Linked DNA regions of Mus musculus: all the other regions are linked to region 2. A link is a loop called in an ENCODE intact Hi-C map of the cell type or tissue named here. Cell type or tissue: left cerebral cortex. All regions are shown on one strand. Links, peaks and the distances in the headings refer to the core of each region. The heading gives the core; the rest is flanking DNA. Region 1 overlaps Pus7l (pseudouridylate synthase 7-like). Region 2 overlaps Prickle1 (prickle planar cell polarity protein 1). Region 3 overlaps Prickle1 (prickle planar cell polarity protein 1).

Region 1 (8,492 bases), core at 250-8,249, 930 kb before region 2:
CAGGGAACAGTGAGGTAGGTAGAGCACTTGGGAGCTACTCATTTCCATTGTATTTTATAAAACTAGGTTCATCTGGTGACCAAAGAAGAGGAGTCAGCGCACACATATGCACTGCACCAGGTAAACGTGGTGACAAGTCACTATCACTTTAAACGTGGTGACAAGTCACTATCACTTAGATTTAAATAAGCTTGTCGGCTAGAGACAAATCTGATCCCCCCCTCCCCCTTCTTAGGTAACTTTTAGATTAAGTAATGATTTATATCCTAGTGACTTATGCTTCTTTGATAAATTTATGCTTATAACAGATTTATTATGCTATCATTTACATCCTAAAAGTTTAATTTATGTTTGCTTCTGATAAGCAGATATAATCATACGAACACTGAGACCTGTAGTAAGAGCAGTTCACGTCTCACTCAGACTTCCCAGAGTTCACGTCTCCCTCCAGTGTTTCCCAGCGTCTGACCGTTAGTCCTGTTTCCAGGGTTGCACTAATCCTGCTTCACGAGAATCACCAATTTACTTTTGATTTTGTCTTACCGTGCTCTGCCCTTGGAGTAAAATGTCACATAAATAGTGCCGCACAGCATCTATGTGGCCTTTGTCGGACCTTCCTACACCCCAGCTTCTAAGTCTGTAGGCCATGACCCCACCGCGGAACGTGGGAGCTGTGAAACCTTCGGTGGCAGCCGAGGTTTCTGAGTGCACACTGACAGAAAGTTAGCCAGACACCAAACGCATAATGCACCCAGGGTGTTTGTAGAAGCGTTCACTGTTCACCAGTGTTGTGTCATGTGACCTCACTGCAGACCAGGTTCTGCGTCACAACACACGGCTCTGCACTGTGAGCACTGCATGCTCAGCCATGCAGGTGGTGATGATGAGGAGGATGTTAGTGATGGTGATGATGGTGGTGATGTTGATGTCGCCTGAAACACCTCAGCTCAGATTCCAGGCTATTACATATTAACCATTGTAGGTTTTACTGTACTTACAAAATTTTTCTGTTTTCAAAAAACGGATGTCTTACTTCTGGAAAACAAGGACTTAATCTTTTTCTAGCATCATCCGTCAGCATGTAAATATCAGGTTAACGTATGCTTGGGCTGTATCACACTAGAACACATGATTTTAAAAGTTGCTGTTCTGGTTGCTGACTTTTAAGAGCGACAGTCAGCTGATATTGACCTGGGATTAGGACGGAATTTTCAGCAGTTTCTGAGATGGCTCTAAGTATACTTCTGCCATTCTGTGCTATGTGTCTGCATATGTGTGAAGCAACACGCTTGGCGGTGAGGATTGTAGAATACAGATATCCGTCAACTCTGGAAAACACTGAAGACACTTCTGTCCCACACTTTCAAATATGCAGCCAAGATTTAATGCTCCCGATGAAATAAACAGCATTAATCTCATTAGCACGCAGATTTCTTTAATAATTTAATGATAATTGTCTTTAATAAATGACAGAGTTATATGCATAACAAAAAATCATCCTGAGATATAACTTGTATGATTTATTACCAGCCAATTTCTGGCTTCTATGCCAATTTTAAAGAGTTACATACCTAGGGTAACATACAAATTTCTTGGATAATAAGGGTTACAGTTGAACCATGTTTCAGAAGCCCAGCCGTAGCCCAGGCTAGGTTCATACCCTGCTTCAGCCTTCTGCATGCTGACCTAGACCCTAACGTGCCTGGCTTATACATTTGATGCCTTTTGCCCATTTTTCTAAACACCTTTTCACATTGAAGTGTAGTGTCCAGAAGTCAGCAGAGGGGCCACCCTTAGGGAGCACGGCTTTACTCACGGACATGCAGCCAACAAAACAAAAATACTCTCTGGTGCCTGTTTGCTTTTCAAAAGAAGGAATCAAATTGTCACCCAAGTTAGCAGGGCTAGCAGTAGAGACTGTCCTGTGTGTCACCGAAGACTTCGCTTGTAGGCTTGCGTGCTTTCAGAGAGTTGGTCTTTACTGGATACATAAATTTGTTTTTGAATTACGGTTCCCCCAGTGATATCTGATGCAAGCTGATTACCACAGCTCTCCTGACTGCTTGGTTTTAGCTAGCTGTTTTCTTTATCAGATAACATTATAGCTAGCCTAGGTAACACCCAAAACAAGCCAGCTGTCCTATTTATAGCCTGACACTGTCTCTACAAAGCTGGGGGCCAGTCATACAGGTGAGAGATATGGTCGCGTATCTTTCTGAAGGCTAATCCACAGGCCGTGGTTTCTCCCTCCCCTCCCAGGTAGTTCTGCCCGTGCTTGGATACAACGTTCAGTACCCGGAGAACCAAGTAGGGCGGTGGTACCAAGAAGCCCTCAGCAGGGACGGACTGCAGGCCTGTAGGTTCAGGGTGCCCGCCCTGAAGCTGAACGTACCCGGATGCTACAGGCACATCGTGAAACACCCCCGCAACGTGTCACACCGACTAGTCCATCCTGACCCCGCCACCGAGGAGGCCCGAGTGGAAGGTCCCCACTCCGATGATACAGCCTCATCGCTGTCCTTGTCCTTCGACCTTGACGCTTCGTGTTACGCTACTGTTTGTCTGAGGGAAATGATGAAGGGCGACATTTAAGCTCACACACCCTGATGTCACCGCGTGCGGGGCATTCGGAAGCAAGGGTAGCCGCGGTTCCAAGGGCTCTGCCTTGAGCTTCGCGGTTCTCGCTCCTCACTTTTCACAGTGTCCTGAGAGGTCGGGGTGTGATGTATTAACGTAAGCACCGGTGTCTTAAGTTTAAAGCTATATGACTGTGCTCTCTAAGGTCATGCTTCAGGGATTTTTCTCCGGTCGTGAAAGTTCTAGGTCTTTGGAGCACCACTCTGAGCACGGGCTGCTCCACGCCACTCTTGAGAGGTGGAGAGAGAACAGCGTCCGCGCTGCTTGGAGAGGTGATGGCGAAACCTCGGTGCTTTTCTCCCGCACTGCCTCCTTTCCACCGCGAAGTGGCTGGTGTGACACCGTGCAAGGGCAGTATCTGTTCTCATAATGTATTTATGAGATACTGAAGATTTTATTTAAAATTTTTATACTAGTTTTTTTTTTTACCTGTTTTCCTAACCGTTTGTTGTTTTCTACCACCTAAAACTCAGATTTTATACTCCTGTCGGTACCCACGTTCTATTTCTAACACATACCAACGACATTGGAAATGGTAGTGATTCTCTTTGAAAAATAAAGACATTCTCGATTTCTTGAGTTACTATCGAATTGTCTCTATGTTTTATGCTGCAAAAAAGAAAACATATTGTCCATTTGGAATGTGTTGGCTTGCTTTAATTGTCCCACACCATAAGTCATCTTTAACAGCATGATATCATTTAAGTTCAGGTAGAGAGGTGACGTATTTACCAGGAAGACTTTTCCCGATGATCATTTCATTGCCAGTAATATATCGTGATGAAATTTAAAAATCTGTGTGGAATATTGCAGACCAGCAACAGCAGATTTTTGTATGTCTATGCTAAATTATACCCATTTAAGGAATATTAGAGCTAGGAGATAAAATCCAAAAGAAGCAAAAGTTTTCTATGGAATGCAAAATGTGATTTTTGCTGCATTTTCTTCTGTATCGGTGGAACTCAACCTGTGTGGGTCATGACCCCTTTGGGGGTCAAATATCAGATACCCTGCATTTCAGATATTTACTTTATGATACATAACAGTAGCAAAATTACAATTAGGAAGTAGCAACAAAATAACTTTATGGTTGGGGGGTCATCACAGCCTGAGGAACTGTGTTAAGGGGTCACAGTGTTAGGAAGGCCGAGGACCCCGGTTCTGTATATTAGAGAGCGAATCAGAAGTCAACTCAAAGTCCACCCGTAAAGAACATAAGTGAGATGAGCTGAGTCAGATCGTTAGCAAGCGTAGTTACTATAGTCGCTGATGCACATTTAGTAGCATTAGAAAATGTTTTAGAGGAGCAACACACATATTTGACACATGCCGTGCTCACCAGTGAAGCTTATTTTAGTGCAGACAAAGCTCCGTTCCAGGCATCGCATATGCTAAGCAAATGCAGTCTCTCAGCTATATTTGTATTTCTTTCAGTATCCTTTCAATTAAAAAAAATTATAAAAGAATGTTAAAACAAAAACAAAACCCATAGCCACTGGGGACCAGCTGCCCCAGCTCCTGTTTGTTCAAGACCCTGTGCTTCCTGATCAACAGTAACAGAGGGGACATTAACACAGATACCACTGTCATCAGTTAATGTAAGTACCGTGTGTTGAGAAGAGGCCGGGAACTCCACTGCTGTTACACGTCTGCAGGCACAACTTGGAAGAGAAGAAAAGAAAATGGCATTCTATTAAGATGATGAGTATTCAATTATATGTATATATATATATACATATATATATACATATATATACATATATATACACACACACACATATATATGTCAATTTTATGTGTGTAATGTAATAACTATATATATATATATATATATATATATATATAATGGCCATATATGATAGGATATTACATGGTATGTCATATGATATTACATATCATCTTTGTTACCTTTCTGTTCCTGCCAGGAAAAACCTTAACAAAAGCAATTTAAACGTGAAAGGGTTTATTCTGGCTCCCAGGTCCAAGGTGCAATCTGTCATGGCAAAGAAGTCATGGCAACAGGATCCCTGAGGGCTCAGGTCACCACAGTCAGGAAGTAGGGAACAGCAGGGATACTTGTCACTCACATCCTCCTTTTTATACAGTCCAGGATCCAAGCACTGGGAATGGCGCCGCCTGTTGTGGGTGGGGCTTCTTGCCCCAATCCCTCTAAACAGGATAATTCTTCACATGTGTGCTGAGGGTGGTTGTCTTCAAGTGACTCTAATCTCCTAAAATTGACAATCGAGATAACCCATTACAGCTGCTTCAGCAATCTCAAAATACAAATGAAGTTGGATATTATGGTACCGTTAGTTTTTAAAGTGGCCCTCATGATTTTAGCGATGACTGAAAATGAAATGATACTCTATAAAGTAGCAAAACTTGGGAGGGGAGGGATATTTTCATTCCCTCAGTGAAATTATATTTTATGAATTAAATATGAAAATCAGTTATATAAAACTTAACCTAGTGTTCTTTTAAATAGCATTTCTTAGAGCCTGTCAAGCATTTAAAACATGCTGTCATCAATATTCCTGTCTTGGCCTGTAGGTGGCACTGTAAGCTTATATTTCTCATACAGTAAACGGAGCCAGCAAAAAGCATATCTTTGTTATCCATCATAACTAGAACATTATTTAGCTGTTACGCATACCGAAAGTCGTTCCATTTAACAGTATTTGGTATGAAATATATTTTTTAATTCCAAGGACCTTATTATGTCTTAAGAACCAACTGATGATAGCTTCATAAGCATAACCTTTGCTCTAGTTTTAATTACCAAGGTTACATTTGAGACTAATGGTGCGTAAGGACCAGGAAGGTGAACAGTCTTAACTTTGAGGTGTTTTGCTGTATTACCACAGTCAGGGGGTGTGAACCCCCGGCCTTGCTCACCCTAAGCAAGTGCTCTGCTGGCTGAGCTGAGAGCCACACCGCATCTTATCAAGGCACAACTGCCTTGTTTTTGTTTGTTTGTTTTGTAACTTGTAAAAGTTGAAATCTCGGTAACTTTAGACACAGTTAACATTTATTAGCGTTGTATAAGTATCTCTCATATTAATCCATACTCATCCCAACCCCCATTGGGAATGTAATATTTCCTGCTTTGGGCAGTTTAGAAGCCTATCTGAGTGATCTGTCTCAGATCAGACAAGATGTGGTGTGGAATTGAACTTGACCATGCTTCCTAGGTGTCTTACATAAGGTCACTATTGCAAAAGCAAGTTGGGGAGGAAAGGGCTTATTTCACACAGAGCTCCAGGTAACAGTTCATCAGCAAAAGCCTTGAGGGCAGGAAGTTAAACAGGGCAGGAACTAGAGGCAGGAGCTGATGCAGAGCTCATGGAGGGTGCTGCTTACTGGCTGGCTCCTCATGGCTTGCTCAGCCTGCTTTCTTATAGAACCCAGAACCACTAGCCCAGGATGGCACCACCCACAATGGGCTGGAACCTCCCTCTTTGATCACTAATTGAGACAATGCCTTATAGCTGGATCTCATGGAAGCATTTCCTAAATTGAGGCTCCCTCCTTTTGATGACTTTAGCTGCTTTCAAGTTGACATAAAACCAGCCAGGACACCAGGTCCTGGCTTTCCCCAGTGTTGCCTTCTGAGAGCAAGCTCTGTGGTAATAATTTCTCTGTCTACAAACTTAATACCGTCTTCTGCTGCTGAGCAGGCACATGGTGGATGTCTTGAGGGAGAAATAATATTCTTTCTGAGATGCCAATCTAAGTAGAAGATCCAAATTATTCTGGTGTCATTCACATATTTGAGTATGTTCCACAGGGGTATATTAAAATCGCTATAGCTGATAGGAAACCGAGTTGATACCTGAGGCAATTCTAAATGTCACAGGAAAAGCTGAGTGACGAAGTTTAGTCCTAATTCAGAGCTAGCTTCTCTAGTCCTTCCAGAGGGCATTGTGCTTAAAGAAGAAGCGAGTCGACTGATTCTAGTTTATACACATGACTGGCATCTGCTGGTTCACTTTATTATTATTATAATATTATAATTACGTTCATATTATTATTATCATTATTATTATCATCATCATTATTAATTATTCTTTCATAAAATACATCCAAACCAGTTTCCCCCCTCTCCATTTCTCCCTGCTCCTCCTTCCCCTCTTCCTCTGTTTACCTTCAGAAAAGAACAGAGCCCCCAGGATGTCAACCCAACATAGCATAACAAGCCACACTAACACTAGGCACAAACACTCTTACCAGGGCTGGGCCACGCAAGCTAGTGGGAGGAAAAGGGTCCCAAGAGCAAGCAAACGAATCAGAGACTGCCCCACTTCCACTATTAGGAATCTCACAAAAACACCAAGGCTAACAACCATAACATAAGCAGAGACCCTAGTGATGACCCACACAGGCTCCGGCATTGTTCCTTCAGCCTCTATGAGCCCTGCTTAGTTGATTCCGTGGGCCGTATTCTCCTGGTGTCCTGGACAGCTCTGGCTCCTTACAATCATTCCTCTGCCTGCCACAGGGTTTTCCGGAGCTCCAAGGGGAGGAACGTGAAGGCAGAGTCACATTTTCAATGGAAGCTACAGACACACACTCGAGTGGCTCCAAGTTGAGGGCGTTCTGGAGATGCAGAAGGAAAGAAGATGACATCTGGCTTGGGACGCTAACAGTGCTTCATGCTTTCCGGGTTTTTATTTGGTTTGAAATGCCACCTACAGAAAGAGTAGCTGGCAGACTGAACCGCAAGGAGGAAGGCAAGCGCAGGCTTCCGGTGGATTTCTGGTTCCCCAAGTGACCAGTGGTGTGCCGGGGGCCGCTCCCAGCGCCCCTTCTAAACCCTTAAATGATACTTGTATTATCATGTCTAAGAGTTTTGAAAGGTCTTCTTAAAAATGTGCTTGAAGTAGTACGGGTAAGGCTGCTATCTAAGAGTGTGTCAGTTTAAAGAACAGGGAGTGGTCTTAATGGATTTGATCTCCTGCAATTCCTGTTTGATGCGTCAGGAACACCTCCAAGTAAAGAAAATGACTCTACTCTTCTTAAGCAATTCGTTTTCTCACTCTGAGGCAAGGAGTTAATTTACGCTGCCTGTTAGGATGGGCTGTCTCTTACTGAGAAATGTCGCAGTTCCGGGAAAGGGTAAAAATAGCCATGGACTTTAAAATTCAGACGTTAGAAAATGTGAAATGCGAGATAAACGATAAGTTTCCTTAATAAATACCCAAGTGAACTACGAATATAGAAATAAAATCCCAGTTATAGGGTGAGAATTAGACATGAGTTCAAAGCAAGAGCTCTTGGGTTACTTTAAAAGGGAAGGGGTCAAAGAATCGGTCTCCCTAGCTGAGGCCAACCGGGCAACAGGGCAGGGCGGTGACTTTTATACCAAGTCACCCGACTCTAAGAAGCCTTTGTGGTGTTTTCCTAGTCTGGGTAAGTCAGGATTCTGCAGCTCTCAGTACAATAGGATCTTAATTTTGGCTTTGGTTGTCCCCCCCCCCCGCCCTGCCCCCCACCCCCCCCTCCCCCCTGCCAGCTCAGATTGTAAAGGACTGGTGGTTTTCTCTTTGTTTCGTTGTTGTTTTTTTTTTTTAGGGGAACAACATTTTTTTAGGGGAACAACATTTTAAAGTAACCCAGGGGTGGATCTCCTCTCTGCTAATGGCACCGAGTTCAAGGAGCGATTTCCAACAGGTTGAGCTGAGTCCTTTAAAAAAAGAATTCTTTTCCTCGGGAGGCAGCGCATGGCGTGGGCGTGGTCAAGGGCAGCCTGCGGTGGTTGTTGGTTCTTCAGAAAATACCCTATGGTTTCTCTTGTACATGGGGCTTCAAAGGTCGGTAATGGAAGCAGAGAGTAAGAGATGGTTACCAGAGGC
Region 2 (8,492 bases), core at 123-8,122:
TAGCGTGCCCGGGAAGGGCTGCCTGCCCTGGAGAGGCAGCCGCAGCCTGCCCTCGGTGGAGACCCCTGCTCTGCACGCAGCTCGCCCGTGGGAGAGGAGGGGAGCCGCGACGTCCTCCCTTCTGGCAGAAAAAGTTGAAGAAACTAGGTCTGTTAATAATTAGCAGGAGCGGGACTCGGGATGCAGCAGAAAGCTGTTGAGTTTTCATTGCCCTCTAAGAAAAACAAACGGCATCGCCAACGACTATTGGCAGGGCCGTGTTATTTTTGGGACTTTGGGAAAATTGTCCACAGATTGCGTTCGGGAGACTGAAGACGGGGGGTGTACCCGGGAGGTCGTGGGGACGGCTGGCACAGCTTTGAGTCCCAGCCCGCCCCTGTAGGACTCAGAGTCTTAAGCCTGACGCACTTGGTTCCTGGTTTTAAAACGTGTCAGAGGCAGAACTGCAGCCAGGATCAAGGAGAAGAACGCACCGCGAACCGGCCTAAAAGGAGCATGTGTAAAAATCGCTGGCGGAGCCCAAGTGCACTTGTGCTGTTTAAAAAAAAAAAAAAAAAAAAAAAAAAAAAAAAAAAAAAAAAAAAAAAAAAAGAATGTTGCATTTGTGGCTTTTAGGGTAGGTTTTATGAATGACAAATTATACTTGATGAAATTGTATCTCCTATCTGTCCCTGAACAGTTCTGTCTGCCGCCTGGTTTTAATCAGCGCTTTGGGAAGGCAGTGTCTGCGCTGATGTTATATAATTGACATGGTTCGCCATCAGATATTTTTAATGTACTTTCGGACGAAAGAAACTTCATCTGTCTCTTCAGACAGGCTCAAGGTGTAGACAGAGTGAGGGCTGCAAAGGTTTGCCCTCCTCTAGCTCCAGATGTGTGAGCTCAGCTGTTGCCTGTCACTTAGGTGACAACTGGCCTTTTTCTGACTAAGCCTTTGCTGTCGCCATTATCCTCAGTAAAGTATCAGTGTTCGGAGGCCTTCTATTACCAAGAGTGGGACCGGGCCCCTTGGGAGGTGTCAGCCGTGTTTGACCATCCCTAACAATATGTCTGTTTTTAGAATAGAAAGGGGGGGAGGACCAAAAAAAACCCTGACAGCAAGATAGATACACTTTTAGATTAAGACCAACCTAATCTAAAAATTCTGTTTTAATCAAGACAGCTCCGTAAGGATGACGCAATGTTTGTCAAGCCTTTCTCCCTAGAACAATATTTACTCCCACCAGGGGATTTAAAACTTAAACAACAGCCATTTATCTTGCTGTCTGGTAGAGCTGGGTTCATTTTGCCTCCAATGTGGTCCTAGCCTAGGTGGCTGGAACAAGAATCTATCACTGGAGCCAGCTGGAGCCGGAAGAAAGAAAAATATAACACCTGCTGGTACCAGAGAGCCCTAAATGCCATCAACCAGGGAGTCGGGATATTTTATAAGCGCGTCCAGAAATGTTTATACTAAAGATTTAAAGGTTAACACTGCAAGGGCTATACACAAAAGGCACTAGAAATAAATGGATGTGTTGCCCTCAGTTAAGAGATAGCATACTTACTGATAATTTGAAATAATAATTATGACTTGTGAATGAATTCTCATGTTTCTAAATAGGCCCTAGAAAGGAAGGGCAGTTGGGGGAGGGGAGGGGGTACGCAGAATGATGTCTAAAGATGGACAGGCTGATATGAGTGAATGAGTTTAGTAATTTAATTTTTTTTCATTCTTAATTTAGTTCTAGTTAGAGAGTTACCACGGAGTGAGCCTGTTGATTCATGGACTCTTTTGAAGAGAAAACTGCTATATGTCACTAAAGTGACAAATCAACCAGTTCTGCCCAATGAAGCTTAAAGGGTTGACTTTATTATTTTTTTTTTTATAACCAAAGACCATGGGTTCACTCTTGGCTGTAATGAGTCAGCTTGGGTTATGAAAGGAACACCTAATACAAGCTAGGAAGAAAAAAAAAAAAGTTTGCAGTTAACAGCTGGAATATGATTGAGTTGGCCCTAAAAAACGGAGTTAAATTTTACAGTTTCCTCAGGGAATTTCAAAAGTGAGCTGGGACGTAAATTTGTGAAATATTATGATTAGATAATCTCTTTTAAAGTCCACAGTAACTTGTCAGTAGCGCACAAAAAGGCTAAGTTCTGCAAAGTGATGACTTTGCTGTACCAGTGGGCTAACCTGGGCAAGTGCTGGTCACCATGGGTGAGCCCCGCCCCAGTGACATTCCTAAGGCTGGAGAAATAGAATGAAGACTCTTTAAAAATTATTTACCATCAAGTAACTCTTAGAACTCTTAGTAACTCCTACCCTACCCTGTATTTTTGAACTGTCTGTCTGATCAGGGTTATGTTTGCTGATCTTTTAATTACAGCATTCAATTCCCTGAACCAAGTCGTTTATAATGGACAAATCTTCCATTTTAAAGAAGTAGAATTCCAAAAAGCAAAATGGGGTTCTGGAGAGATGGCTCGGTTGGGAAAGTATTTGTTCTGCAAAGATGAAGGCCTCAGTTCAGATCCCCAGGACCCATGTACAAAACTGGGTGTGGTCACCTATGCTTATCAGCAACCAGGGTCGCAGGGCAGGAGGGACCAGAGCTTGCTCTCAGGCCAGCCAGCATAAACCATCAGCAAGTTCTAGCTCTGTGAGAGACTTTGTCTAAACAAGAATTAAATAAGGTGGGGAGACATGGAGGATAATGCTGGACATCAACTTCTGACCTCCGTGCAAAGACCTACACTCACACACACACACACAGTGTTTCTCATGTGAGCATAGAAATGTTTATGTCATCTGAGCAACATAGACTCCTCCCCCTCCCCCCAGGAAAACAGTTCTGTGTTTTCTCCATGTTATATATGTTCTTCATTCACCTCTTACCACTGTGAGAATATTAGAACTGTGTAAATCCAGGTATAAAATGTTCTACAATGACAAGGAATAAGGGATAGGAAGGAGGTGTTTCCCTGTGGTTATGCTAAGGGACCGTTAGTTTTCTCCTGGTTATTGGGTAGAGATGTGTAGAGTTGCATAGTGGTGCTTTTAGAAAGTGGGTATGGACAAATGATTGGGGGGAGAAAAGCAGAGTTATCTGGAGGTCAAGCCGTGCACTGCTAATAGTGCTGTGCCTCTAAGCCTCAGCAGCAAAGGGAGCCAGCGCCTCCAACAGTATGTCAGAGACCAGGATTGCCCAAGGGCAGCAGAGCTGCTCTGTCCTTCTGGACTCCTCCCTTTGGATATAAGCATAAGCCATCCCTCAGCACCCTGGTAACCAATAAACCTCCTTGTTTATAGTAATGCTGAGCAGAAGGGGTGGGGGGGGGCGGAGATTGGCTCCTGCTGTGGGCTGGTGCGTGAGCATCCAGGACCATCGGAATGGGCTGGCCAGTAGCAACCAGGAACCCTTGCAAGCCCGTTTCCCTTGACCCTCTCTCCTGAGGAAGGCGGTGGAAAGAGACTTACTTTACAGCTTGGGGCATGCTGATGTCATGACGCTTCTGGCACAAAGATACGATAGAATAATCAGATCCCTCTCTGTGTGCCAAAATGACACGATTTTTCCACGAGCTGTTCCTGAACCGCTGGTCCACGGGCACGGCCTGTTTCCAGTTATGGAGTGCGGGAGGGGGCTCGGCGGGGTGGGGGTGGGGGTAGGGTAGGAGGAGGGGCAGGCCTCTTCAGACAGTTCGATAATTCTTCCTATGTCTGTCTGTTTAAACTACAAGCTCATAGTCACATCTGAAGGGACTTCTTTGAGAACACAAAGACAGTACTGCCTCCCGTGGTCATTTGCCTATGAGGTAAAACCCCAGATAGGCAGAAGCCGGTGTAAAACATTTGAAAACAGAGAAAGCAAGGGAGCCAACAGCTGCCATTCACTTTTTATGTGACGCCTCTCCCCCAAGTTTTGTTCTAAAAAGTTTTTAAATCAACTGGCTAGTTAAGCTGACATTGCATTTTTTTTCCCTCCCTGGGAGATTGGAGCGATCCCGTTCATTGCCAGCACGTTACATACATACTCTTCAGAAAACAAGTTAGGGGCTGTGTTATTTCATATGTCTTGGTGCCCGGTCCTACTTGTGGGTTTGCAGCTCCTGCCAGCTCTGCTCTGCTCTTCTGTTCTCAGTAGGCCTTTGGAAAGAGACATGTTGTCCGTGAAGGGTGACATTCTACATTGAGATGTCCCCCTCAGTGCCTTGAGTCCTCTCCCATAGACCCACCCTGCCCTTCTTTTATGGAGGTACTGGGCCCACAGTTCACAATTATGGTCTGTGACTTTAGTAACAACTCTGTTTGAAATGTTTCCAATTACACATGAGATTGGCCCCTCGAAGCAGCTGCGTGCCGAAAGCATTTCCTAGTGTGCTCCAAGAATCAGGCTGTGATTGCTTTTAATTTAAATAAAGGCTATTTGGCTTCCTGTGATTTTTTTTTATAACCACCTTTTCCTCAGTTTGTATTGCCTTAAAAAGTAAAAACAAAAAGAGGCCAGTATAGAGTAGCCACCAGTTTTCTAGGATACCATTTGCCTTGAACACTCTGAACTTAATAAAAGAAACTTAAAGAAACATTGTGTGCCATTGGGTTTCCCCAAGGAAGGGGGAAAGGTTACCTGGTAAGACCTTGTAAGTAGCTAGTGTTTTCAGGTTTTCTTCCTTGTTTTTCTTTAGAGACTATCGTAATTATACATTTAAGCCATTGGCTAGCATCTGACAAGTTGTCTTTTATTCAGGTTATTCCACTTTACCTTTTGAAGGACCTGGAAGAATGGTTTAAAACAAAAAATACTAAAACAGGACAGAGAGAGAGAGAGAGAGAGAGAGAGAGAGACAGAGACAGAGACAGACAGAGAGACAGAGAGAGAGAGATTTAAAATATACTTAAGACAAAACAGGAGATAGCAAATAATTTCATCTATTCTACAGGCACCAAATCTTCCTAATCTACCGCCCCTGTGGCCTCCAACTTTTTTTTTTAAACACAGTGGTGGCTCTAATCCGCTAATAGCCAGCAGATATATTTGATATACTGAACTTGAAAATAAGAAAATACACAGCCTTGGGACTTGGCTAGTGTGGACTGTGATCGGACTGGGGGACTCTGTTTCCAGAAAGGTTTTCTGCCCCCTCCCCCTGAAACACAACACCCACAGCCAGAGGGGATCCGATGCACGGCCAGGCGCTGAGGTGCTTCTCCGGAAGGCTCCTCACACGGGCTCTTTCAGTGCCTCAGAAGCATCCCAGAGAACAGAATGCTTCTTTGGGTTCAACAGTAGTTGACTTACATACATGCCAGCGTCTCTCCTGGCACTTCTGGAAATTTTCCACCTCACAGTAAATAGTGCTATTTGGTCCAGATTCGTAAATGCCACGTTTCATGGAGCCCCTGCAGGAACAGCACAAATTCACGCAGGGTCGTTGAATCCTGGAGGTTAGATTACTGACTAAATCCCAAATGCGCCCAGTAACCAGGTCTGCTGCGATCTTTCATCAAATTAGAAGGAGTTAGCTTAGTCTGGGTAGAACAGAGCAGTGAAAGAGCATCCAGTGGTCCCTACATAGAGTCCTTCTCTTTCTCCATCCCCCTTTATCCTTGGGCACTGCCTATCAATTAAACCTCCTCAGAGGTTCCTTGGTTCACAGAGAGGTAAATTGAGGTCTGTGCTACTACATAGCTGAGCACTCAGGATGATAGACACGCCCACTGCATATGGGCCCTTTGCTACAGAGACCCATTCCTCAATAGCTACTAACATTAAAATAGAACATCTGTTAGAAGCTTTTCCTATATTGGCCAGTTCTCTGTCTACACACAGACAGACACACACAAAGAGAGAGAGACAGAGAAGAGAGAGACAGACAGACAGAGAGACAGAGATGCATACACATACACACACACACACACACACACACACACACACATATATATATATATATATATATATATATATATATATATATATATGCATACACATAAACACACAGGCATATATGTATAGACAGTAGCCTAGTCGTAGCAATGTTAGACTGTTTCACTTCAGCAAAAGTTCACTGATTGGAGCTATATTATTCCTTCAGTAGATGCATCTGGGCTATTATTATTATTTCGATGAGAAGCAAATAGCGTGATGATCTGGAGAGATCCATCACAAAGCCCACCCCTGCCCCCTGTCTGATTCCAGTGCTCACAAGCCAAGTCACAAGTCCATAAGTCCATCCGTGTAACTGATAATTTCCAATTGGGCGATTTACATGCTTGATCAATCGTAAGTTCCTCGTTTCAGAGCTGAAAAGAGACTAATCGTATGGCCCTTTGCTTTGCTCTAAAGGACTTGTGCCAGGCCATGTTAGACTTCCCGTAAGATCACCCAGATGCTAGAGCACTTGTGTCACCTCTGTCAAGAGAAATGACATTTTCAATTCTTCTGTGGCTGTGTAATTAACAAGTACGAGCCAGCCGGTGCTCTCGCAGATTATACATGTTACATAATTTCTTTTTGAGAAAGATAAAGTGAGCTCTGAAGTCAACGGAGCTGCAGATGTTTCTTATAGAAAGTGCAGATGTGTTGTGGGAATTCTGCACTGCCTTCTGAGCTTAGCTTTGTTCATTTCCAGGATCCTGTGAGTAACTCCACTGAGCTGCCTCAGCCCCCATTCTCACACAAGTCTGGAGCAAGGGGCTGAAGTGATAGCTTGACCCTCACATTGCTCTGGAATGCTTCAGCCTTCTCTGTTTTTGTGAATATGGAGGGTGAGGAGAAGATATGCATAGATGTTTAACTAACTTAATCGTGTATGTTCCCGTGGTGGGCTGTCTATAAACGTAACCAGCTAAGCGGGCTAATAGCCAAAAACACGGCCTTCAGTCCTGCCAAGTGTGAGAAAAGCAGGCCAGCTCTCTCCATTTTGAAGGATCGGAAAATGTACTTTTTTAACCTTCTGTTGAATGTTAAGGAGTAAGCCAAGAAAAATCAATTTTTCCCCCTCTTCTTCCTGACCCATGGAAACCAAACAGCAGTGCCTTGCACAGGACTTGGCTGTGTCAAGAGGAGGTGACCAGGTCACTAGGGCGTGAGGAGCCTACTGGTCATTTTTTTGTGTTGGTGCCACCTGACTTTAACATTGTTTCAGTACTTTTTTGCCAGAATATGTTGACCAGTTGTCCTCTTTACTCTTGAGCAGGGCTTCTAAGACAGAGACAGTTGTGACCTCACAAGTAAGCACCATACAGAGGGAGGCAGTTTGGTTCTCACTGAAAATCATCCAAGTGTGGGCCTCTAAACCAGTAGCTGTGTGGTTTTCAGTCAGTTTCTCCGTGTCTCTGGGCTTCATCTTCCTTGTATATAGAATGGAAAAATTAGATCGATATATAGTTATTAAAGAATTTAGTCATAAGCACTTGTAGAACTTTGTCAAAGGACAAATAATGTACAGAGATTTTAAGGGGTTGGGGGCTATATCTCAGTATTGGGTATTGAACCCAAGAAAGACCTATGTGGGTTCAACATGAACTCTGCCTCTGAGCCACGCCCCCTGCCCTTGGGCGGCCTCTCACACACGTGGTCTGAATCAACCAATCAGGTGAGTCCAGTACACAGCTGTGGTAAAGCCACTTAAATTAGATGGTGGCAGAGGTTCTCTGCCCTACAGAGGCTGACCTCCAATGCTGTCTGACTTTCCTCGTCCCTTCCCTCTCGCTCCTTCACCGTCCCACTCTGTCTCCCTGCCTCTCCCTCCTTCCGCTTTAGTTCATCCATTCTGAATGGCTACTTTCATTTGAAAGCTGACAAACTATTGTAACGTCACAGAGCCCAGCGCTACCAGGATCGCTGCTCTGTTTATGGTTCATGGTGATTCGTGTCAGAGAGGAACCAGATGCCTACCTCTGCCTGACACTCGCTGGCCCCCAGCAAACGCAGTTGCCCGAAGTCAGAGAGCTTTGTGAAAATATTATTTGAAAACATAATTCATATTATATTTTTGTCACTCTGTCACAGTTAACATTATCTTTCACTAATCTGAAAAAGGACATAATAAGCGTATTGTGTTCCTGTACATTTACCATACTCTTAAGCATATTTACTGTAATTTCTTCCAGATTTAACAATCAGCCGATTGTTTTAAACTTGAAAGTACTCTACTTGAAAAGGTACTGGCAGACTAGGGGACAATTGCAGCTTATTCCAAAGTGAAAGTTTTTCAGAAAGTGCAATTTGCATACAGTTAAAAATTACTTTATCCTACATCTTCTTACATGTTGAGTTCCTATGGCTGCTTAATACATAAATTTCATGTTTTTGTGATCAAGAAAAATATGTCTGGGCTGGAGAGATGGCTCAGCAGTTAAGAGCACTGAGGTCCTGAGTTCAATTCCCAGCAACCACCTGGTGGCTCAGCCATCTACAATGTTATCTGACGCCCTCTTCTGGTGTGTCTGAAGATAGCTACAGTGTACTCATACACATAAAATAAATACATCTTTTTAAAAAAGAAAA
Region 3 (8,492 bases), core at 223-8,222, 73 kb after region 2:
CGTTTGAGGTCTCTGTCCATAGTGAAAACCAAATTGCTATCCTATATCATGACCTCACTGAAGGCTAAAACCATACTTGTTTGTCAGCTGCCTCCCAAAGTTAGGTCAGTGAATGAGACGGTATAATGAAACAATTGTCCCTGTTTCAGAAATGTATTCATCCTGATCGCTGATATTTCATTATCAATGACTGTAAAATGTTTGGAAATCAAGAGCAATGTGGCCTAAGAAGGAAGTCTGTGTTTTGCTTCTATGTGTGTGCACGTGTGTATGTATGCGCATGTGCAAAGCATGCATGTATGTGTAGGTTTGTTCACCTGTGTATGACCATGTGCAGGCCAAAAGCTGACACTGGCTGTCTTCCTCTATTGCTCTCTCTCCTCTACTTCTGAGATGGGGTCTCCCACTGGACCTAGAGCTTGTGGTCTCAACCAGACTGGCTGGTTAGTGAACCCCTAGGACCCCTCTGTCTCTCTTCCAGACTCAGCAGGGAGCTGATGTGCACAGCCACAGTTGGCTTCTTCCCTGGATAGTAGGAATGGTAGGGTCCCAATTCTGGTATTCGTGCTCGCACAACAAGCAAGTTATCCAGTGAGTCACCTTCCCAGCCCAGGCAATCATGTTACAGAAGAAACCAAGGTCACCATTAGGAACAAGCACCGAGGTTTGCTTACACCTCTCCTCTATCTCTTTCTACCAGACTAGATAAGGCTAGCTGACTTTTGACAAAATAGTAGCTCTTTGTTTCTCTGCCCTTGGCACACTTATTTTCCTAAATCAACCCCATCCCTAGGATAACCGCTTATGTTTAGAAATATACTAATGTACTTGGATAAGGTATGGACCTGGGAAGAACGGGTGAGAATCATATATTCACTTAACTGGGACTCACCGCCCTGGGCACAGTGCTGAGAACACGCCAGTGAACGCCAGAAGTCCTCCACAGAACAATAATAGTAAGGTGACGACTAAATAGGCACACGGTGCCAGGCCGCGCTAAGTGTTGTGAGGCCAAAGGGGAGGCTGGGGCTTTTGAGGAGTAAGTGGGGGGTGGAGGAGAAAGTGGGGGTGGAGGAGAAAGTGGGGGTGGAGGACCCTCTCTGTGGAAATGAAGAGGGAGGAAGCTAACCCTGAGAATCTCTGAGTTTCCTTTCTCAGCCCCCTAAAGTGTGATCATCAAATAACTGAATATTCTACCTAGCTGAAACAAAAGGATGCCAGCTGGGGGGGATTGCTTCCATCTGCATAAGTTCACTGTTGACAATAGCAGTGCCTTTCAGACCAGACGGAAAGGTCCGTCTCATTCAGATTGAAAGTTAGTAGGAAGTTTCTAACTGTCTCCAAACTGCTTCTTGGGCAGGAACACAATAGAGAAGTTGACAGTACCTGCTGGAAAAGTAGCAAACAGTATTTACAAGTAGCTACCTTGTAACACACCCACAGCTGGCTACATTTAATACAGATAAACCTCACCACAGGATGGATGGAGTGGGGATATTTGCGCCTCTCCACATTCAGTGTGGAGCTAACTCTCCTTTAAGAGTTCTTGTTAAAAAGGGGTCAGCCTGGCAGCATATAATCTGCATTTTACTAACATGCCGGTTTAGAGGGTGATGTAAAAGTCTGTTGGCTGGTTGTACATTTGTTCTAAGGATGCCTGTAGCCCATGTATTCTCTGAGAAAGTCAAACAGAATGAAATAGGAAATGGGGAAATTGAGACTGATATAGTGGTTTGCTCTGATAACCCCAGCACTTGGGAGGTCAGGCTAGGATAAACAGCAAATCTGAGGGCAGTGTGGCCTACGCTGTATGAAAAACCCTTGTCCAAAAATAAAATTGTAAAATTTGACCAAAGTCACGAGTTAAAGAGCAGTCTGACTCGGACACAACTCTCACTGGTGAATCTCACAGATCAACGGGGAAATGGGCTCATTAGAGGTTTTCCCACAAACTCCGGTGTTCTCAGGACAGAGGGACTTCTTGTTCTCTGGGAAGCATTTGGGAAACTTGAATCCACTTGAATTGCAAATAATGGTTTGTGATGTCTGTAGTGTTTCCCAACTACTCTAACAGAGCCAGGACCCTTTGGTCTCTGTCACTTTAAAATAAAAAAAACTAGCAACGTTAAAAAAAAAAAATCCAGCTTGTACCCTGCTTCTTCACAATGCAGCAGAGATAACAGAATTTGGCCACACAACTATTTACTTGAGGAGGGATCTATTTATGGCAACCTGTGTATTTTTAAATCGCAGTTACAATAGGCTATTGTTCTCTTATATAAATAAATATATGCTGCAAAATCACCATACGGCTTTAAAGTAGAAACTGGTGGCATTCAAGGTGCGTTTATTCCATAGCTTTTTACGGAGGATGGAGCATCTAAGTTTGTTCCTCACCCCTCTTTTGGCATCCCCCTCACCTGATCCCAACTACAGCTTGTAGCTTAGAATGTGGATTCTCCTGATTGCTAATTCCTAATGATCATTAGTAATTGTTGTTGCTTCCTGGGCTCGCTTTGAGGTCCAGTTTTTGCTTCTCCGAGCCCTTACTGCAGACAGCTGAAGCCAAATTCCTCTCTGAGAGCTCCTATAAATAGCACAGAAACAAGATTAACATGGACGTGCAGCGGGGCGTTTTCTGGTGTTTCAAGGATAGGAGGAGTTAAAACTCTTCCTAGCTTTCCCTAAGTGCATCGTGTGCCTGACTCCTTTGCTTTCGCCGTTGTTTACTGATAAAAAATAAATCTCCGGCTCTAAGCCACAGGAATTGCTTTTAAATGCAAGAAAGTCCTAAGGGGGGAGAATTCGTATGTTAATGAGCCTTTCCAAGTGAGAACTGGGTGAAACGCGCCTTTTGCTGGCATTGTTATGGGCAGCCTGGAGATGATTTGTGTAAGCTGTAGCCCCTTGGGGCTGGGGGTGTAAAGCCTTCATCGAGCTCCTCCCTAGCCCAGCGTGTGGGGCCGCGAGTTCGAGGCTCAGCACCGCCCCCTTGCACACTCGCCTGCGCCCGCGCGTGCACCTGCGGGCGGGGGAAGTTTACAGAAGCTTCCAGGGCCGTCTGCAGCGCGCTGGCCGCAGTCCTGTGCCACGGGGGATGGAGCGCGGCGGGCGGCGGAGCTCCGGCGTCTGGGTAACTTTTCTAGGAACGCCGTGCGCGGGCAAGCCCCGGTGGACACCTGCCAGAGGACGGTCAGCGTGACAGTTCCTGGAAAGCGACGGAGCGACCGCGACCGGCGGCCCCGTGCCGGAGCCGAGCTGGGGGTGGAGCGAGCGGCGGCGAACGCAAACGGTCTGTGCGCCCCGGGGACCGGGGACAGGGTCGGGCTTGGGGTCTGGGGTCACCGCCGGGTGCGCAGGCGCGCAGGCGCGCAGTGCTTGCTGGATGCGGGCACGGGGTAGGGACTGCCACCGGGTGGAAGGGACCGGACCGCGGGGACAGGAGCGCGGGGTGGGCGCTGGCCTCCGCTGTGCCACCAGGGCGTCGGGCAGACCGGGATGAGGCGCCCCCTTGCGGCCAGAGTCACCGCCGCCCGGGCGGAGGACTGAGGCTCTCCCCAGGTCTGGGTGGCCCCCGCCGTGCTCACCCCTGCTGTGTCCCTGAAGATGGTGACATCCTTCTTCCTATCCTGTCTTTAAAGGCTTGGGTTAACCCGTGTGCAGATAAAGCGGGCGGTGTGGAGTATTTTTGTTTTTTGTTTGTTTTTGTTTGTTTTTGACGACTCCAGTCTTCTCCCATACTTTCTGGAAGTGTTTTCTCGAGAAGCGCGTTCCATGAGAGCTGTAAGTTTCACAAAGGAGATGTTGTTCTGGAGCCAACAGGTGACGGGGTGAAACCCGAGTCTCTGTGTACATTGGAGTCAGGTCTGGCCGCCGTTTCCTTGGGCCGCTGCCGAAAATAGAAATTAAAAAAAAAATCAGAGAGAGATTGATGGGAACACAGTTTTGAGAAAATGTGTCTCCCACTGTGGAAAATGATGGTGTTGGTAGACACGGCTTTGCGTGATTTGTCACAGGCCACAGTACGCAAGCTTAGATCGCTCCAGAAGTGTCTCTGGCAAAGTACCATGCCTTGTCATGGAATTTCCTCCTTTTGTTAAGCGGTCTGTCCCGGAATGTACTTTTGTGAAGTTAGAATGCTGTCGAAGAGTTCCACAGACTCTCTTGGAAAAACTGCCTAGTATTTTGGCAACTGGTGGCACATAACAGCTGGGAAAATGGGGTGGAGATTTACCTGGAAAATACCCAGTGGCAAATGTCCAAATGCCACCGATTGCTGGCGTGAAGTACTTTAAAAAGGGAAGTTAGTTGCATTAGCAACCTTCCGATAAGTTTGTTAAGCTTGGTCTTCCAGCACAAATAGAGCTGACTTGGGTTATGTTAGCAGTGCCTTTTGTCTCTGTAGGCAACAGGTCTGGACTGTTCTTTCTGTGTGTTTGAAAGGGTTAATCATTGTGTGTGGCTTACTGGGAAATTCAAATCTCGACTCCAACTTTTGCTCGCTCTGGGTTCATTTTAAACTAAGGGCATAAGCAAGGAAATGTGTATATCTAATTTGTGTTTTGAGAACAGAAGTATTCGGGCTTCCATGCTACCACATTTGCCCTTGGTTACACTTATTTGACCTGTATGTTTAGCTGAATGACTAAGGACCTCGGGGTGACACCCTCAGTGAGCCAGGGTCTTGTTAACAAGTAGATTAACAAAGACGCTGTTCAAGTCTGTAGCTCAAAGGGTGGCACTTAGCAGCAGGGGACAGAAACCTAAGGAACTGCAGCCCAGTAATTTCACAGATCAGTATCAGTTCAGGTTAATTAAAGAGTCTCATAAGGATTCTACACTATCCGGGCAATCTTCACACAGCAGCCAGCGTGGAAATTTATTGGGAAGTGACCAGTGCTACGATCTTAGACTTCATAGTCACAAAAACATTGACAGATGTTTGATTGGTTTTATGTGTATGGGGACTTGGCCCGCGTGCACATGTATGTGCACCACGGGCATGCCTGGTGCCATGGATCCCCTGGAACTGGAGTTACAGACCGGTGTGACCTGCCACACGGGGTGCCGGGAATTGAACCTGGGTCCTTTGGCGAAGCAGCCCGTGCTCTTTAACTGCTGAGCCACATCTCCAGTCCCCTGACAGTTGTTTCATATTTGCATCATTTGTTACATTTGCATAAGTTGATGTGATTTGGTGAGTTGGTCCCAGAAAACGATGACTACTAGAAACCACAGCAGAGTTGACACAATTATAAGCTTCTGAGGTTCCTGTCTCCCTCCAGGCTTCCCTCCCTTTCCAGGTTGCCCCTCCCCCTCTTCAACTATACAATCGCAAGCCAATAGGATTCATTTTCCCCTTTCCTGCTACTTTGGTTTGCTTTCCTTTCCGGTGCTGGCTTCCTTGGGAACTAGGTGCCCCTCCCAGGCCTTTCTCTCATTTTTCCTGGTCATAATTTTCAATACCACTCTTCTTAGATGGCCAGGAACACCCTCTGGCATCTTTTCTCATTCCCTACAGCGCGGCTGCTTCTGGAACTTTATTTGATGTTGTTGACTTAGAAAACGCTCTAGATGGGCTGAAGAGATGGATGACTCAGCGGTTAAAAGCACTGACTGCTCTTCCAGAGGTCCTGGGTTCAACTCCCAGCAACCACATGGTGGCTCACAACCATCTGTAATGGGATCCAATGCCCTCTTCTGGTGTGTCTGAAGACAGCTACAGTGTATTCATTATATAAACAAAAAAAATGCATTTAAAAAATTTAAAAAATTTTAAAGCCGGGCATGGTGTCACACACCTTTAATCCCAGCACTCGGGAGGCAGAGGCAGGCAAATTTCTGAGTTCGAGGCCAGCCTGGTCTACAAAGTGAGTTCCAGGATAGCCAGGGCTATACAGAGAAACCCTGTCTCAAAAAAAAAAAAAAAAAGAAAGAAAAGAAAAGAAAAAAATTTTAAAAGAAAGAAAGAAAACACTTTAGAGCAGCAGTCCTCAACCTGTGGTCACAAACCCCACAGGGGTCTCATGTCAGACATTTTGTATATCAGATCTTTGTTACAATTCATAACTGTAGTAAAGTCACAGTTCTGAAGTGTCCAAATAATCTTATGGTTGAGGGTCAGCAAGGTCTGAGGAACTGTATTAAAGGGTCGGTCGCAGCATGAGGAAGGCTGAGAACCGTTGCTCTAGAGAAACAAGGCAAAGGCTGAGTTGTACATCTAAAGGTCGGTCAGAACACTAGCCCTTAGTTGTCCCAAGTAGACTAGAAAGGAAAATGATGGCCAGTGACCAAACGTAGAGTCAAGCTGCCATCTGGGTTGAGTGACACCTTCAAGTCCTGAATGCCTTCAGTGACTCCTGTGCTGATAGAGGGACACAGGCCCTCCCTGTAACAGTTTGTACATTTAAATTTTTAAAAAAATTTTTTATATATGTGAGTACACTGTAGCTATCTTCAGACACACCAGAAGAGAGCATCAGATCCCATTACAGATGGTTGTGAGCCACCATGTGGTTGCTGGGAATTGAACTCAGGACTTCTGGAAGAGTAGTCAGTGCTCTTAACCGCTGAGCCATCTCTCCAGCCCCCAGTTTGTACTTTCAAGCTTTGCCTGGTTTACAAAATACTTAAAGTGACAGATTTCAAAGTAATTGGTCATGGATAAGGCTACGGTACTAACAGATAACCATAGTGGGATTCAAAACATGACCACACCCAGCCAGGGATGTTGGCGCACGCCTCTGGTCCTAACCCTCAGGATGCAGAGGCAGGTGGATCTCTGTGAGTTTTGAGCTGTAGCCAAGATGTCTGACCTGCAGGGCAGTTCCAGGACAGCCACAGCTACATAGCAAGACCCTGTTCTGAACACAACAGAAACGAAACAAAGACCATGACAACCAGGAGAAAAGCACCTGCAGGGAACTAGCCCATCCGAGGTCAAAAGACTGGACTGCAGCTCCTAGACAGGGATAACCCCAGTCTCCCTCATTCCAGGTGAACAGCGGTTTCTAGGTCACCCGGCTGGATTCTGTTTGCTGTTTCTGGAATTCTGAAGCGTGGGCACTTTTCACTGTGCTCAAAATGAAAACAAGTTAGCAGCCACAGGCTCAGTCCCGTGAATTACACACAGGCTGCCAGGAAAGAAACGAGGGAAATACACAATAGAATTTGTAACCACTCCTCTTACGTTGGCTACTTTTACTTGACATCCGGGCTCCTACTGGATTGTCACTTGTCTCCTTAATTTTTGTTTTTTTAAATTTTTATGTGATTGGGTATTTTGCCTGCATGTGTGTATGTCTGTACACTATGTGTCTCTGCCTGGTTCCCAAGGAAGACGGAAGAAAGCATCTTGGGTCAGATGCTCTCTTGACACATATACGATGATGGAGAAGCCATACAGCTGCAGGCTGGGATGTGTGGTTCTTTTTAAATGAATGAAATGGTGAAAGGAGCTAGCTAGTTTCCAAGAAAAGAGAGGGGTGAGAAAAGACAAAGGAGAGGCATGGAAGTGTTAACACTTCCTGTGGCTTAGAGGCCGCATGCGTGGATCACTCCTAAGATAATCCCTGAAAAAGTACACCAACTCTGCCAACCTCCAGCTTGCTTCTCCCTCTGATGGCTCTGGTTCTAAGGCTCCTTAACTCCTTGCCTCCTTGCCTCCGGACAACCGGCCCTAAGGCTTCATACTGCATTTAAATATTTAAATGCTAATGGTAGCAGGTACTGTGGTCACACCACCCGGTAAAACTGGAAGCTAACACTGGGATGAAAGTGGATCTCTGCTTTCCTACAATTGTGGTACCCTTTATGTTGTCGAGAAAGTTTGTTGAAAGGCTGGACTAAAACCTGTGTGAGTTTGTGGTTTAAAATGGGGACATTGCATCCAAGTGACATGTCACACGATTTACCCCCATCAGGATAGGGACTCATCCCACATTCTCAGAGAGAACAGCTCTAAGAAGGGATTTAGACCTTTGGTTTAGGAGGCAGAAAACATGGTCTCTCACCATTTGCAGAGCTTTTGTTTTATTTTTCTAGTTTTGAAAATAGAGTAGCATTTAATTTTTAAAGGCTCTTTTTTTAAAAATATTTATATTCTGTTGTTTTCCTCCTACCCCACCCCCCAGCCAGGTTTGGCAGCAGACAAATGCTCCCCGTTTCAAAATTCAGGTTAAATTGCATCGAAAGTAGCAGTTCTCCTGGTGAGAGCCCATGAGTTACTAATTAAAGTCTTAACCCCTAGTCTCTTCCTTTGACACACAGGGGCGGATCTTACAGGGCAAAAGGGAAAGACCCAAGCTGTCTTCTGACTTTCATTAACACGTCCCCTTTTATTGAGGGGGTGGAGGAATGCACCTCTGTTTCCAGTCTTTGCTAAGACGTGAATTGTCTGCACCTGTGTGCCACGGCTGGGTCAGAGGTGAGAACCCCCGCCACCGTGGAGTCGGAAATGAGGCTGCCTGCCCTTCTGTTGGGGTGCCTGAAAG

Evidence for each region. Peaks named below come from ENCODE experiments on the same cell type or tissue, not always from the same donor. Only the 100,000 strongest peaks of a DNase experiment are listed, where the experiment ranks them.
Region 1: a loop joins it to region 2, with 4 times the contacts of the local background. A loop is called at or near these places in 3 of 42 quality-filtered maps.
Region 3: it touches region 2 in a loop (2.5-fold over the local background); 2 of 42 quality-filtered maps call a loop at or near these places.

The regions. Positions count from the first base shown.
Region 1 is chr15:94,517,419-94,525,910 of GRCm38, reverse strand. It overlaps Pus7l (pseudouridylate synthase 7-like), which reads left to right. Exons shown (of 9, transcript NM_172437.3): 8 at 67-120; 9 at 2,260-3,271. The coding sequence ends at 2,592. Among named protein-coding and RNA genes, the nearest start is that of Pus7l, 22 kb to the left of the region's middle. In left cerebral cortex, for the core only: a CTCF peak has its summit at 5,174 (motif pointing right); DNase peaks (open chromatin) are centred at 5,192 and 7,329.
Region 2 is chr15:93,586,923-93,595,414 of GRCm38, reverse strand. All of the region lies in intron 1 of Prickle1 (prickle planar cell polarity protein 1), which reads left to right. Among named protein-coding and RNA genes, the nearest start is that of Prickle1, 4.7 kb to the left of the region's middle. In left cerebral cortex, for the core only: a CTCF peak has its summit at 3,771; DNase peaks (open chromatin) are centred at 3,833, 4,103, 6,490, 7,701 and 6 more places; H3K4me3 peaks cover 4,231 bases; H3K27ac peaks cover 3,149 bases.
Region 3 is chr15:93,514,064-93,522,555 of GRCm38, reverse strand. All of the region lies in intron 1 of Prickle1 (prickle planar cell polarity protein 1), which reads left to right. Among named protein-coding and RNA genes, the nearest start is that of Prickle1, 78 kb to the left of the region's middle. In left cerebral cortex, for the core only: CTCF peaks have their summits at 3,315, 3,514 (motif pointing left), 5,490 and 5,689 (motif pointing left); DNase peaks (open chromatin) are centred at 2,632, 3,066, 3,472 and 4,097; H3K4me3 peaks cover 3,369 bases; H3K27ac peaks cover 4,947 bases.